Linked DNA regions of Mus musculus: region 2 is linked to region 1. Evidence: chromatin loops called from intact Hi-C (ENCODE). Cell type or tissue: left cerebral cortex. All regions are shown on one strand. Each heading gives the region's core, and the rest is flanking DNA. Links, peaks and the distances in the headings are about the cores only.

Region 1 (8,225 bases), core at 1,602-4,101:
CCTTCCCCTCACTCGGCCATGGGAGCAGTACTAGTGAGCCAGTAGATACTATTAGTTTAGTGTGATTCTTGGGAAATGGCAGAAAGACCTGATAAGGGACCTGGCTGACCCTAGGAAATAGCTGCCCACTCTCTGTGAATTGTCTGGTACTGTAACTGGGTCTTATCTGAGCTGCTGCATGGTCAGATCTTGGTCACAGAACTTTGGCGTCTGCCTCAGAGCACTAGAGGCCCTGCAAAGGCTAGAACATGTTAAATATTAACTTGTAAATGGTACTGTTTCTGACTCAGCTTCCTTATTGTCCCTTGTTTTTTCAGTTCTACAGGAGCTGAAATGCTGCTCACAGGTCTGGGTCATTCTTCTCTCTAAACAAATGCTATGGTTTACTCCACTTCAGTGTTCGATGGGTGTGGCTTCGGGCTTTGATTCTGAGGGTCACCCCTGCATAGTGACTGGAGTGGTTTTGTGCTTGAGGAATTGGGATGTATTTCCACTCTTAATAAGCTTGTAACAATCCATTGATAATTTATGTCATAACGCTCCCGCAGTGCTGATGAGCACTGAGGGGAACTTAGAGGCATATGAGCTTCAGTCACTGTGGCCTGGGTGGAATCTGCATGAGCCCATGCTTCAGTATATCAGAGCGCAAGGTCACAGCTTCTCTAAGCTGTGGTTCCTTCATGAAAAGGAAAAGAATGTGCATTATTCAGCAGCCTATCAGGCGTTCTGCGAAAGTTCAGTAGATGAGGGGCACTCGTACCGTATTTCTTGTTATTTACATTATTTCCATTGTCCTTGTACAGTGCTGCAGTGCGTACCTTCTCAGAATGTTGTCTTGAACACTGAATTCAAGACTGAACACTGGATATTTTCCAGGACCAGACCGCCAGTGCCAGATTACTTTCTGAAGGGGTTGTGCTGATTGACAGTCACACTAACAACCCAGGAAGAGCCTTGTGGAATATATTTTATGAATTAAAATAGAACTTGTTGTACTTAAACCTTGCTGTGTGTTTATAGAGTATAGATCAGTGCTAGTGAGAAGCAGATAGGAGGCACTTCCCACTTGACTCTGTACCCTGCTCCTTCCCTGTGACTGCCACCACCCCCACCCTTCCTACCCCCACCCGGCCACTATATTATGGGTTATAAGCTAAATATAAACTAAGATCTAAGCTTGAAGTCGGTCTTTTTTTCTTTTTTCTTTTTTTCCCTTTTCAAGGTAGAACTATGTGGCAATGACTCAGTCTGCCCCAGATTTAAAAAGAAAGAAAAGAATTGGTTCCTGGCCAATTGGAAATGGGTAGAACCATTTCGTCACATTCCTTGCCTTGTTTTGACTTAGAGAAATTATGTGCTTCATTGTCATTTGATAAGATACATTAAATAAATTAAAAAAAAGAGTAAATGCACAAGGAAACCCAGGGTAGATTTCCTTACAGCAATCTTATCGTTTGACTAGATAATGTCATTTTCCAAAGGACTAGTAGCAGTCCCGAAGTGATCTGGTTTCGTGGGAGTGGAGGAGGGACTATTGGAACAAAAATGCAATGGTCCAGGAAGGAAAGGGAGGGATACTAGTTTGCTATTGTGAAGGATGTCTTTCAAGGGAGGAAGAGATGAGGGAACTAAAGGGGGTTCCTGGGGGGTGGGGTGGGGAGGAGGGATGGGATTTATAGGGAGAGAGGGCACTGTAGGGGGTTGGTTCCTTTAAGGGAGGAAAAGATTGAGTATTTTGCTGTCAATTTCTGTTCAGTTGTTTTAGATTCATTTAAAATTCTTTAAAGCCTTAGTTTCTTTGTTTCTGATATTCCACTTCTAGTTAAACTATTGAGAGAAATCTGAAAGATTTTGCAATCTAGGAGGTCTGCAGGACCCAATAAGAGTTACAGACTTCTCTTTAACCTACTCACATCAGAGTCTGTTAGTTCAAGGACAGAACCCAGGACCACTGAGAGAAACACAGAAGTAGCTCTCAGAGCTTTTCTCATGGCAAATTTTTACCCTAAAGATGGCCCAAAGGACATGAGAGCCAGATTCCTTAAATGAAGTGCAGGGTCTGTCTAGACCTTGCCTCCAGGAACTCTGCCGTGACTGCTCTGGATGGAGTAGGCCTTGGGTGTCCCAGGTGATGCTAGCAAGCTGTTTTAAGTGGAGCCTGATCCATCCCTATGCATGCATGCATGCACATGTGCATGAGTGTGCATTCAGGGTTTTGTAGAGAATCTCGGATAGAAACTGATTAGAGGAGGAGAGACTATTACTTGAGTGTTGAAGTAGTGATGGCCATCATGAGTTTGGCTTTTCCTTCCCCACATATTGTGATTCCCTGGCTGCTCGCAGATGTTAGCTGCTTAAAGTCTGACTGGACATAAAGGGAAATTCTGTGTTTAGACAAAGTGGTACTGGACTGGTGGGAACTGATTCTGATCTTTTACTGTGAGGAAATTGTTGTAAAGGGGGCTAGCAAGAAAGCCCTGTAGAAGCCATTTAAAGTTCATGAGATGGCATGCTTAGCCACAGTCAGACTTACAAGCGCTTGCTAAAGAACCCTGAGACATGCTTGAGCGAGGACCGGCTTACAGTCTCAGACTACAGTTTGAGATATTTTGTTTGGCATTAAAAGCCAGGCAATTTGGAGAAATTGGATCATATCCGTATCATTACATACTGTTTACTTAAAATATTGGTATTAGTACTGTAGACTGTAATAACAAATCTTGTAATGTGTGTCCATCCATAAATTGTTACTCGTTTTCCCACTGGCTCACAACCCAGCACCAAGAAAACACTGCAGAATAAAACCTATGTGCTAATGGAGACAACCAGAGTCAGGGTGTGTGGGTTTGTGGCTCACTTCCCAGTTCTGTACACTAGGTGGTGCTAGTGTCGCGCTGTGAATACCCACAAAGGCCTGAACACATGTGTTGGTGTATTTTTACCACTTGGGGTCACTTAAGGATTACCTGACTTGCCTCTTTTCCATCTAAGCAAATTCACAGATTCCAAGGAATTATTTCCCCATTACATTTGTCAGAGTCTGTGGCTTTTTTTTTTACCTAGATCTTGAAGGCCAAGAAGTGTGAATTGGAATTTTTTTTTTCCTTAGCGAATTGGCCCCACATGGCTAGTGCCTGGGTGGTTCCTCCTGTCACAGTATGGTGGACTACCCCCCACCCCACGCCTTCTCTTGGGCCCACCATTGGAGACTTCTCCGTATAAAGATTTTCCATACATGTCAGGATCGTGCTTACGCTAATTGCTGTGCTCATTAACATCTCCAGAACTTGGAGTGCTTTTTCTCAGTCATTTCCTTTGATTTTGCCTGTCTCTGAAAGGCCAGCTCTGAACGAAGTGAGGTGGGTATCACATTAACTAATTGCTGACACCCACCGGCTTTCTTGCCTCCTATGCAGCTGATCCCAGGAATTACACCATTGCCCCTGGAGAGCATGCTAGAAATTTGTGGAATGGCCCTGGTGGACTTGCCTGCCTGTGGGTGGGTATGGGTGAGGACAAGGGCAGGATGTGTGGGCTTGCACAGCTTGGACAATGAGCCTAGTCACTTCATATGGCAGCTCATGGGGACTTATGTGAACACTCAAAACGTGGATGGTCTTTCAGAATCTCCCTTCTCAGCAAGTAACTTCTATTTTTCTTCCTTTCTTCCTTCCTATCTTTTTTTTTAAACTTTCTTTGATGTGTTTGCATATTTTATGTGCCTGGTACCTGTAGAGCTCTTAAGATGATATTGTATCTCCTGGAACTGGCGTTATACATGACTTGAGCCAACATAGGTGCTGGAACCAAACCCAGGTCCTTTGCAAGATCAACAAATGCTCTTAAGTGGGAGCCATCTCTCCAGCTATATACCTTCTGCTATCACTGAATAGCTTCTCTCCAGCTATATACCTTCTGCTATCAGTGAATGGCTTCTCTCCAGCTATATACCTTCTACTATGACTGAATAGCTTCTTAGGTGATGGAAGCAGAACTGAGTCACCAACTCAAGAACATCCTCTGCTGGGGCCATTTAAATCTGTGACAGAATTCATTTGGTTTCTACCACTGAGTGCACAGTTAAAATTACACTCAGTGTTATATAGTTTATCATCTGTGTCAAACCCACCCAAGAAAGTGAGATAGGCCTCTATTAATTAAATCCAAACTAAGACGCTTAAATCTTTTATTTCCCAACCTTCCTCCTTAAATCCTCTCCATTCATACCACCAACCCCTATGTAAAAAACAGTAAGTATCATTTATTGGTCTATACTGTGAACTTGGCATCATTCTAAGTACCCATTCTGGTTCAGTCCTAACAACCCAGAAGCTAGGTTACCTTCATATTTCCCAAGCATCACCAAGAGGGTAGTTACTAGTTTAAAGATGACATGGCTGGAAAGTAATGGTGCTAGGACTGCCTTTATTCTTATGCTGTTGCCTGCTGGGAGATCTTCCCTCCTTGACTGTCAGGATCTTACCCAGTGTCAGGGCCCTGAGTCATCCTACCCAGCCCCTTGAATGAAAAGTCTGCTCTGGAATGCCACCCAGAAGCCAGATATTTTGGATTCTGACTCATGTAAGAGCCAGCGCTATCCTTTTTCAGGTAAGGAGCCTGAGGCGCAAGGGTCTTGGATGTTGAGTTTGTCAAGCCCTGGAAGGTGGGCTTTCCTGCTGTGCCCCTCCAGGAAAACCTCAGCTCATCTCTTTGTCTCCCCTACACATTATAAATTAGCTAGCGGGTCGTGGTTGTGCACGCCTTTAATCCCAGCACACGGGAGGCAGAGGCAGGCAGATTTCTGAGTTCGAGGCTAGCCTGGTCTACAAAGTGAGTTCCAGGACAGTCAGGGCTACACAGAGAAACCCTGTCTTGAAAAACTAACTAACTAACTAACTAACTAACTAACTAACTAACTAACTAACTAAGCAAATTAGCTCTAAACTCTCTAAAACTGTCACATACCTATTCCAGGTGGGTCAAGGTGCTGCTAGAGCAGTGGTTCTCAACTTGTGGGCCACCAACAGTTGTATATCAGATATTTATTTTACCATTTATAACAGTAGTACCATTACAGTTCTGAAGTAGCAATGAAATGATTTTATAGTTGGGGGTCCCCACAACATGCAGAACTGGATTAAAAGGTTGCAGCATTAGGAAAGCTAGGAACCAATGGTCTAGTGAGAGGCTTTTGGGCTACAATGCCTCTTCTCCCTCTACAGTGTGCAGGCATTCTTACATTGTGACCTTTTCCAACTGACGAGACTATCATGCTTAGATGATGGAGGCCTTCAACAGAAAAACACCGAGACTTTTCACTCCGAGCAGGAAACAATATCCCATAGTGTAATAACCCCAACAGAATGGAAGAATAGACCACTTTCAGTAAAACAAACAAACAAACAAACAAACAAACAAAAAACAAAAAAACAAAATCACAGCTTTTTCAGCCTTCTCAAGAAAACCTTTGACCAAAATCTGAGCATGATTTTGAGCATATGGGCCCCAAGTTCCAATTTGCTGTGGCTGAGATTTCACTGGTACGATGGACCAACACTCCCAGAGAAATATGTGAATTCATCGTGGCTATTTTTGCAGCACTGAAGCTGGCACACTTCCAAGCTGAGAACTTTCTGCTTTAGCAGCTCTCGGTTATTTGAGGCTGGATGACTCACTTAGTGTAACATCCTCTTGTTTTCCTCCTCCTCCTCCTCCCCGGGCCCCCTCCCACCTAAGAGGGCTGGCAGGGGCAGGAAGGGTTATGAAACTCAAGCTGCTGTTGAGGACTGCATGTCTTGTCAGTTTTTGGTAGTGCTTTGTTGGGAACCACTCTTCCTGCTCCTTCACGATCTCCTCCCTACTAGGCAGGTCACCTCTGTCTTTATGTGTGCTCTAAACCTTTTGTTCCTTCCCCTCCCAAAGTATACGCTTCCTGCATTTTATTTACCTGCTTAGACATACTACCTCTTGCTGCAGAGAGAAGGGCATTTAAAGCAGGCCGACCTTCAGCATACTCTGGACCCAGGGCAGAGTATGGCCCGGCCAGGGCTGCTAGTAAGCATTTATTTGTTAAACAGGGAAAAGAAAGGAATGAGAGAGGAGTAGGCAAGTTTCGTGACCCTTCTGTGATGATCCAGCTAGCAGAGTTCGGATGACAGGTTAGAATATGTTAGCTTGTAAGTTTCGTGATTTTTTTTTTAAGATGGGAGATATGTACATCTTGGAAATTAGGCTGTAGAGTCATACAGGGCTGAGCCGTGACTGTCTCCTTTAGGGGGGTTGTGTTTTCCAGACTGAAAGTATGTTGATGTAACCCAGAACCAGCTAGCTACTGGATGGAAAGCTTTCTCCCCACCACTGTGCACTGCCAATCATCCAGAGCCACTGCAGCAGTACTCACCGTGCACAGTCTCTCTCTCTCTCTCTCTCTCTCTCTCTCTCTCTCTCTCTCTCTCTCTCTCTCTCCATCCACCAACCACCCACCCATCTTCTGTCTGTCTATCTATTTCTATCTATCCTAGAACTTGTTCTGTAGACCAGGCTGGCCTTGAACTCACAGATCTGTTTGCCACTACCTCCCAAGTGCTAGAATTAAAGGTACGTACCACCACCCAGTGTATTTTAAATTCTTTACCCCTCTGTAAAGCAGGAATAATTATTGTCCTTTAAGGAAACTGTGGTTTAAAGTAACAAGGTAAAAATTCAAGAATACTAGTTGGATACTTCAATACCTGGTTTTCAACCAGAACTGGAAAGACTTAATTATAACTAGCAGAATATAGGCTGAGAAGACTCTATCTTTAGAGGCCCCAACAACAGAATACATATCCCTCTAGGACACAGGGAGCATTCCCCAGGATATGGTAGTCCATAGACATGCCTCAGTCTGCTCAAAAGACTTTGAGCTACACGGGCACCAAACACACTGGACCGAACTTGGAAGTCAACAACAGAGAGCATCATAGCAGTAAACAAGCACAAGGAAGAGATGGAGCTGCCATGTCAAAGATGAAATCCTGAGAGAAATTAGAAACTGCTCTGAGAAAGGTGAAAACAGAAATGGTAAAGACAGCTAGGGGAAGAAGCTAAAGCAGTGGCTAGAGGGAAATTTATAGCTGTGAATCGTTGTATTAAATGGGAAAGAGGGGAGCTAGGGAGACGGCTCAGGGCTTCAGAGCGAGTGCCTGCTGCTCTTGCAGAGGATCTGAACGTGGTTCCCAGAACCCACTCATAACTCCAGTTCTAGGGGATCCGACTCCCCTTTGGGCTTCAGAGGACACTAGGCACACACATGGTACACATACATACATGCAGGCACTCGTACATACACATAATTTTTTAAATTCAAGATAAAAAGAGAATCTCATGTTAAATTCCCATCTTAAGGAACTAGGGGGAATAAAGAGAAAAAATAAATCCCAAAGCATGCAGGCGGAAGGAAACAACAAAGATTAGAGCAAATGTTAATAAACAAAAAATGGAAACAACAGAAGAAAATCGATGGAACCAGAGATTCGTGTTTCACAGAGATTGACAAAGCTGGCAAAGCTCTGTTTAGAAAGAGATGAGCTCATTTTCCCAAGGTGACTTCAATAGGGAAAGTCAGAAGGAAGATTCTGGAGGGAGGCAGAGTTGGTGTCGATGATCAGGCTGCACCTCCTGCTCCCTGCTTAGCCTGTAAGCGCTCAAGGAGCAGGAACTCCTGTCACTCATTTGCACATCCCTAGTGCTTTTACTCTGCGCCTGGCACACAAGAAAGGCTCCGGAAATGTTTGCTGAACTAAAATGAAAAGCACACTCCTCCCCATCCTTCGCCACCATCTGTGAACAATGATAAATTATGCTTCCAATGCAGATCGAGCTGAATCGCACAATTTCTGATGAGAGAAGCTGGAAACAGCAAACTGCTAGGCCTTAAAAATAAACCCTCAGCTTCAGAGATTTGGCCCAGAAATGAACCGGGTTACAGCTCCAGCCCTGACACTCAGTTTATTACCCTGGAGCCGGAGGGATGGTGCTTCTGGCTGGAGAGAGACTTGATCACCTTGGCCTGGCCCTGGGCACCGGGTGGGAACTCATCTGCCCTGTCCCTGTCTGGATTCCCAGGGCGATGGATACTGCTTATTATAGCCAGGACTGGCCCCTCCTCAGATGGATCTGATCAAAGGGAGCCCCCAGACCCAGCCTTCTCCCCACCCCCACCCCCGCCGACTCCCAGAGTGATA
Region 2 (8,225 bases), core at 2,953-5,452, 430 kb after region 1:
AGTCTCAGAGCAGATTCAGTGTCCTCTCCTGTAGGTAGGAATCATACATGTGGTAGGTATACTGACATAGATGCAGATAAAACATCCATACACATAACATAAAAATAACTACTTTTTTGTTTTTTCGAGACAGGGTTTCTCTGTGTAGCCCTGGCTGTCCTGGAACTCACTTTGTAGACCAGGCTGGCCTCGAACTCAGAAATCCTCCTGCCTCTGCCTCTGCTGGGATTAAAGGCGTGAGCCACCACGCCCGGGCCCCAAAATAACTACTTTTTTGGGTTAAAAAAAGTCAGGTGCCTGAGGGGCTGTAAGATGCCTTCTCTGAATCTGAGCTAGAGGTGATTGTAGGTCACCTAATTTGAGTGCTGGGAAATACACTCTGGGTTTCTTGAGAGTAACTGGGTCTCTTAACCAGTGAGCCATTTCTGCAGCCCCTGCCATTAGTTTTTTGTTTTTTTTTTTTTTTTTCCTTAAAAAAAAAGAAAAAACATGTAACAGAGAAGACGAAAGACAGGGGACACTTCCCATCATCTGGAATTTGTTAGACTCTTACAACGAAAGTAATCTTAGCCAAGGAGTCACCGTGGTCCCCTTGCATCTGTGAGTTCTGCCTGGCTTTGATAGGACTTAGACGCTTTAATTTTATGACCTCCTCCTCCTGCTCGACAGGGTTATCACTCTGTAGTGTGGGCTGGCTTGGTACTCGCTATTTAGTTCAGACTGGCATAGAAATCATGGCACTCCTGCCTTCTCCTCCCAAGTGTTTTGATTACATATATGTGGCAGAGGATGCTTGACTTGGGTACTTAGAAGTGTTTGGGATTAATTTTTTAAATGCTTTGGGTAATAGAATAAATGTTTTGCATCACATTTCCTATACTTTAGTGAATTATTATATTTTTTTTATACATGTGGATACAGGCCCAATGTTTATTATCTGTGCCTTAACAATTTTTATTACATTTACTTGTTTTGTGGGTGCGTGTGTTTATGGGATTAGCATTTGGCCATGAGTGTGTGAAGATCAGAGAACATAGAGAAGTCTCTTTCTTCTGTCCATTATGTGGGTCCTTGGGATGACACTCAAGTCATTATGCTTAATGGGAAGCGCTAAGCCAACTAGACAGCCTATATTCACTGCCTTTTCACTGTCGTTAAACACAGCTACCATCTTTAAAAATCTTGCTAGACCTCTTGCTCTGAGCAAGCCACCGTTTTAAAGCCGGGGGCATCAGGCTTTGTTTCCTCTGCAGGAGGTGTTGGCCCTTCACTGTCAACAGGTGAGGATCAGAGGCAGGGACACTTCAGGCTCAGCCGGCCCATCCGTTCAGAGCCCCTCTGCTTTTGCCCCACAAATTGGGTTTCAGTTTGCCAACCCACTTTTAAGCCTCCAAGAAGTGCTGGAACAAAGGTAGAAAGTGAGGGAGGAGGAAGGAAGGTCTTACCTTTAGGGTGAGGGAGGTCTTGTTGGTCTGTTATCCACCACCAACCCCCTCCCCACCCCCCAATATTCAAGGCCTCCCGAGGGTTGCTTCCTCCGGCAGCTTCCCTCCTGCCAAGATTTCCTGGCAATCCTTGTAAGCCCCCAGGGCCAGAGATTCTAGAGGAGCTGTGGGCAGGGGTGGGCGGGAGTTTCCCTGAATTGGGGCCCATACCTGCCACATTGCATTCTTCAGGATTAAAGCCTTCTATTCTCTTACAAATCACTGGTTCAGGCCTCAATTATCCAGATAATTGAGCCGCCTGGCCCTTCATTTTATTGGCACGGATGGCATTTATGTGTAATCTGAGAATATTCTGTCATGGAGTTTCTTCCTAAAGCATTCTTTCTAACCTTTTTTAGGAAACAAATTTCTTGTTGCCATGGAGATCATCTTTTGGTTAATTTTATCGGGCTTAGGAGCCAGGGCTGGAAGCATCCTCTCTGGGTTGTTGCCTGGGCTCTTTACCTTGTAGCATCCCAGTGTGCCTTGCTCAAAGGGGCATCCAGGTCGCCAATCATTTAGAATCTAGTTTGGCTTTGATTTAGGAAGACTAGGCCCCTTTCACTGATTAGGTGTAGCCTTGACATCACCTGCACTTAAAAAAATTGTTTTCATGTGAACATGTAGAATCGAGAGATACAAAGCTGATATGTTTTGTTAAATCGTGCTTTCTGGGACCTATTTGTGAGAGACCACTAAGCTGAGAGGTTGCCAGGCGACAAGGCCTTTGAGATGGAGAAGAGAAGAAAAGGATTGTCTTAAGCATCGTGTCCTGCTGTTCTCAATGTGGATCAGAGTTTGGAAAGCACCCACTGAAATCTGAAGACTCCAGTCTCCCAGGTCAAAGAGTTATACAGGAACATGCAACAACACAAATAGAGATAGTTTACTGGGAAAGAGAAAGGCTCTCCCGAGAATGAGAGTGGGTTAATGAGACAGGGTAAGGCACACAAAAGTGCTGGACCAAGAGGCTTAGGATCCTTTATGTGTGTGGTTGATACAGCACCTACTTCTCCCACATAAGTGTGTGTGTGTGTGTGTTTCGAGATTTTTTTTTTCTGTGTCACCCTGGCTACCTTATAATTCACTCTAGACCAGGCTGCATTTGAACTCACAGAGATCTCCCTGCCTCTGCTGGGATTAAAGGCACATGACACCAACGTTTGAAATATCATTTGTATTTTGTGAGCTCTTTTCCCCCTGAGCATTGCACGTAGCCCAAGTGAGGAAGGGCTTGTGGCTTCTCTGGTGCGCTTACCTTGATGCTCTCTCTTGCCACCCGACCCCTCTTTGTGATGTCCCAGGGGAGCCACAACAGCAAATTTAAAATTTATCTCCCAGGGAATTTACAATCTGGGGAGAATCAAATGGCTTCAGAGGGACTCAAGGACCCTCGAGAACACTCTGCTCTTGGGAATGAATCCAAGTTCTCAGATCTGGCGGTGAGTTTGAAATCACCGAAGTGTCAGTCTGCACTCTCAGGATAAAGCTCAAGTCCAGATTTCCTGAGCTGATTCAGGCTCAGGCCTTATTCCCCTCTGCAGCCTTGGAGCCATTGGCAGCTCCAAAGTGTCCCACTCTTCTCCCTGTCTCTCCTCTGCTCCGCACTGGAGACTGATTGCCCTTTCACCTTTATACCTGCTTGGACCGGTTTACTCTCAAAGTTTCCTCAGAAGTCACCTGCTCTGAGATATTGTTGGTGGGACTGGGTTTCCTTGTTCCTAGGAGCCTGTCACAGCATGTGATTATCTGTATCAGCACCATCTTGTCTACTGGACCACGGAGAGACCCTGGGGCACCTTCAGCTCATCTCTAGATCCTAGCTGGCACCGCAGCACCTGGCTTGGATGAGGCAATGGGTGTCAGGAGCCATCAACAGTGCCTGCAGCTAACACAGAAGAGCCTACTGTGCACCAGGCTCTGTGTCGACACGTCACCTCAGCATTCCTACTAATTCTTGGAGGGCACTACCTACATTTTACTCTAGAGGGAACAGGGACACAACAAAGAAACTTGCAAAGGTCATAAGAGAATTAAGAGATAATTCAAACTCTGGAAGTTTTCCTCCATATTCTTCATTTCAGACAATAGTGGTGGGGTTCAGAACATGCTACCCCAAAACACATACGTCACCTTAGCATGTGAGGAAATTAGAGAAGCAGGAAGACTTTCTGATCCCCACTCGCCTTGCTTGCAGAATTCTCCATCTCTTCTCTAAAGTAAGTCATAGCATCCCTACTCTGGGGTGGGATGGGGTGGGGGTGTCTTTCTCTAAGACAGGATAGAAACACAAAGACACTTGGAGGACCATGAGAAGGAAAAGGAACCCTTCATCTTGGAGACTAATTTAAGCCTCTTTCCATAGAGAAGGTAGAGTTTCAGTGCAATTAACAATCGCTTAAGGGCTTTCTCCTGACCCAGCTGTTAAGTCTGGAGTTTCCTAGGAATCTCACCAGAAACCCTGGATACAGGTACATATTAAAACTGCTTGTGCAACCTAGTGGCTCCTGGTTTTACTTTGTCCTGTTCAAGGCCTCTCCAGACCCACTGAATAGTCTGTCTGTCTCACCAATCAAAAGAGAGAGAAAGGAGAAGATGCTTCCAAAATGTATATGAATAATGCTAAAATAATTCACTGCAGTTTTCCCTTGAGAAGCCTGCAGTCACACTTGGTCATGACTTATGTTCTTTCTGAGTGTCTCTCTTCCTCCTAATCCTTGCGCTTAATGTCTCTACTAAAGCATGTTTCAGGGGCTGGAAAGATAGCTCAGTATTTAAGAGCATTGGCCCCTCTTTCAGAGAACCAGGGTTCAATTTCCAGTACCTACATGCTGGCGCACACCCATCTGCAACTTTAATCCTAGGAGATCTGATGCCCTCTTCTGGCCTTTGAGGGTATCAGGTGCGCACATGGTACACAGATACATGCAGACAAAAACACTTGTACACATTACATTAACTGATTAATTAAAAAATATCTAGTAAAATCTCCAACAAATTTCATATTGGTTAGACCTGAAATTCTCCCTCAGCCTCTTGAGTTCAGGGAATAGAGGTGAGCATCACCACGCCCGGCTAATCACAGGATACCTTCCAAGGTCAAACAGGCAACAAACATTGAGTAGATTTAAAACAACAAAATTCACAAAAATTGCACTGGAGTGTCTGGCTCTGAAGTTGAAACTCTTGTTGAAAAAGGAAAAAAAAAAACCAGAAAAATGAAAATTTGAGCCCTGTTTATAAATGTCTTAAGACATTTTCGGTCATATGCCTTTGTCATTCTTTTAATCCTCCTTAGAAGTGTTTGAATCCACGGACAGCTTCTACTGGGTGATGTAAATCCTCCCCACCATCCCGAGTTTTCTTCATATGCCTAGCATGTGCAACAGAGTTGTTGTGTCAGGGACAGCTGCCTCCCCAGTGCTGACACGGTCTGGATAGGAGATGCCTGTGAGTGGCATCTACTCTGTCATTCGGAGTAGATGGCCTTGTTTCCTCAGTGGGAGCTTGGGTTGAAACGCCTTGAGCCTGGAAGTGGGTGAGTGACCAGGGGGAAAGTTGGCCTTATCATGGCTCCTCCACCTTTGCCTTTCCACTGTACAGCATCTCCCTTGTGGATAGCTTGACTCCGTAGTCACAGAACTGGGTGGGAGGAAAGCAGTGCTCATCTAGGGTGCAAATGTTTCCAGTTGCCTCCCTCACCTTTCCCAATCTTCTCTCTCCTGCTTATATCTGATGAGAGACAATAGATAGTAGACACATCTGTAGACACATCTCAGTTACTTTTGTGTCCCCTCCTGTCCCCGTCCCCATCCTCAGAGCACATAGCTAGACCCTCCTATATTTTGTGTTGTGTCTCAGCTCTGCAGGTACGGGTCAAGCTCAGTTTCCCCAGGCAGTGACTGTGTCAACGTCCTCAGTGTCTACTGAAATCTGGCACAGTGCAAGTGTTTAGAACACGCTTGGTGAATGAATGAATAAATAAATAGATGGAAAACAAAGGAAGACAGTGACAGATTTTCTTTTATTTTAAAGCTCAACTCAGTGGAAAGTAGGTCTTTATTTAAGGACTTTTCATTTGCAGCTCATGGGAATTCGGAATGAAGCCCCAAGGTCGTGAGTTTCTCTATTTTTGTTTTGCTTATTATACTTCTCTTTGGGGTTATTTACTGATTTATTTTAGCTTTCTTTTGTGGCTCAGTTGCTGCTTTCTTTGTTTTAATTCTGCTGTGATTTAAATTGAGGCTCCTTTGGAAAATCTGACATTGGAGGTAATGAAAAGTCTCTAAACTGAAAGCCTGGGGACCCTGGTTCTAATTTCACTGTCACCAACAAGATGGACTTTGAGACAGCCCCTCCTGAGTCACGGTGTTTGCTTGTTCACTCATAAATCTGTAAGATGTGGTAGTAGGTGGGGTGATCTTGATCGCCTTTGTTCTGCTGACAGTTTTGAGGTTCGATTGGGCAGAGAGGAAATAGCTTTTCATTTTGTTCTGAACCTGTCTGAACTCAATGATATGTATGTGACATGCACTAGTTTTTTTAAGGTTAAGAGTAATTCTTCTAGGCCAGTGGGATGAGCAGAAGATGATGAGTTATGTCATGAGAGGACCTTCTCTGCTGAGATGGTGACAGGTACCAGGGTCTGTGTCCTGAAGCAGCTCAGGGATGAGGAGCAAGACATCTGGGCAGAGAGAAGTGAGGCTGCATCTTCAGGTGTGGCCAGGTCACAGGTCACAGGCTTCTGTGCAAGGGTTGGCAGGTTGGACTTGACTCAGAACTGAAGGGAAATCTTCAAAAGACTTATAACAGGAGAAAGGCAGCCTGTTGTACAGTGGAACAGGGTAGAAGACACTGGAAGCAGGGATCAGTCAAGAAGAGTTTCAGGGATAGTAAATAAGAGAAGAGGGACTTAAGTCATGGCAGTGGGACAAGAAGGAGAGAGGTGGCTAAGCCTTCTAGGCATGCGTAGGAAGGAGGATGGTGCTATTCAGTTTTAGTTTAGGCATAACGTGTGGGGGATACAGAGTCAAAGACAATTTTTCAGAGTCCTTCCTTGGATAGAGTTTCCATCTCACTCAGAAAACATAGCCCATCAGGAGGATGACTTTTAACTGGGCCATGAAGGTTGACAGTGGCCTCATGACTGGGAGCTGCTTCCTAGGCAGCCGACATCCTAAGGTGACAGGCAGAGATGAAGGTTAGTGATCCTGACTGAATAGGCCGCTCTTGAGGGAGCTTCCGGAGTAATAAGACAGTGGTCTGACTCAAAACTGAGAGCGGCATCTCTATCTGAAAGGATAAGCAGAAGGACCCAGAGGACATGGCTTCAAAAAGCTAAAAAAAAAGAGTGGTTAATCTTACTTTTTAACTTGCTGGGATTTGAAATTACCATGGAAACAAATTTTGGGGGTATGTCTGAGAGGAATTATCTAGATTAGATTAATTGGAAAGGGGGGGGTCCATCATGCAACTAGGATGTGGTCCCTCTGCTGCTGGACTGTGAACACACCAGGACCAGCTGCCTCAGGCTGCTGACGTTACCATGCCTTTCCCTTCCTGACAGTTGTAACTTGGGACTTTGAGCTAAGATAAACCCCTCCTTAAGCTCCTTTTGTTAGAGTTTTTTGTCCCAAGCAACAGGGCAAGTAACACATACAAGAGTCGATCACTGTAGGACCCCCATAAGATAAGAGCTGAAGGTGTTCTATTGTGCTTGCTAAGTGAGTGGTTCCTGGAGACCCGGGTGAATGGATTGTCATTAGAGGTTGAGGACAACCCGACAGGAGAATGGCTCACATGCACAGGAAATTAGAGACTGTTCTATTTTGAGAGGGTTGTAAATACACTCTGTGATAAAGAAAAGGAGAACAGAGGAAGGAGTTAAAGACTCTGTGTGTGTGTGTGTGTGTGTGTGTGTGTGTGTGTGTGTGTGTGAGAGAGAGAGAGAGAGAGAGAGAGAGAGATGAGTCAACATTTCAGAGGAGACAGGAAGGGATGAGTGGCAGAGTCAACCAGGCACAAGAGGTACAAACATTTGCAGAAGGAAAAAAAAAAAAAAAAGAAAGCTCTTTCCTGATGGCTTCAATGTTCTTGCTTTAGTCAGCAGGAAGGATATCTGTAAAAGCACAGGATGGGGACTTGAACTATGGGCTTGCAGTGGAGGCTTAGAGTAGTCTTTGAAGAATAATGGGAGCTGGCCAAGGGTGGATTGAGAAGTTCTTGAGTACCCTCTGAGGTTGGCCATTAACAGTTGTGATGATAAAGCAATGGCTTGCTCAGTTGTGACTCTCTCTCTGGTGGCCTTTGGCTTTGAGGAACTGGAAGCAGAGAAGACATCAGAGACAGTGGCAAAGTTTTGCTACATCTATTTGGGATATGTAAAGATGTTAGCAAGTGAGATTTAGGCTCCCTGTGCAGTACATCTCCCTACCCATCTGATCATTGCCCACCACGGCTAGGTCCTATGCTAAGTGAAAGAGATGGTGACATAAATAGATCCAACATGACACTGGAGGGACATATGACCTATGGACATATGGGAGCAGCCCCAGCATTTAGTAGCTAGATTTAGGATCCAATTCAGTGTCTGCTCCTTAGCAGCCTGTGTCTGGAGGCCCCACTGACTGCTTGCCTTAATATCCAACTCTGCAACTGACACTAATGGGATTTACCTCACGGCAACAGGGGAGAATTGATGGAGTTTTCTGACTGTCTTCAGGAAGCACAGGAAAGGGATAA

What was found. Hi-C counts contacts between places; a loop is a spot of excess contacts. Peaks named below come from ENCODE experiments on the same cell type or tissue, not always from the same donor. Only the 100,000 strongest peaks of a DNase experiment are listed, where the experiment ranks them.
Region 2: a loop joins it to region 1, with 3 times the contacts of the local background. A loop is called at or near these places in 21 of 42 quality-filtered maps.

What each region holds. Positions count from the first base shown.
Region 1 is chr12:13,209,749-13,217,973 of GRCm38, reverse strand. No RefSeq gene overlaps it. Among named protein-coding and RNA genes, the nearest start is that of Gm24208, 33 kb to the right of the region's middle. In left cerebral cortex, for the core only: a CTCF peak has its summit at 2,882 (motif pointing right); DNase peaks (open chromatin) are centred at 2,126, 2,406, 2,884 and 3,955; H3K27ac peaks cover 253 bases.
Region 2 is chr12:12,777,870-12,786,094 of GRCm38, reverse strand. No RefSeq gene overlaps it. Among named protein-coding and RNA genes, the nearest start is that of Gm35104, 16 kb to the right of the region's middle. In left cerebral cortex, for the core only: a CTCF peak has its summit at 4,387 (motif pointing left); no DNase peak of the experiment used is centred there.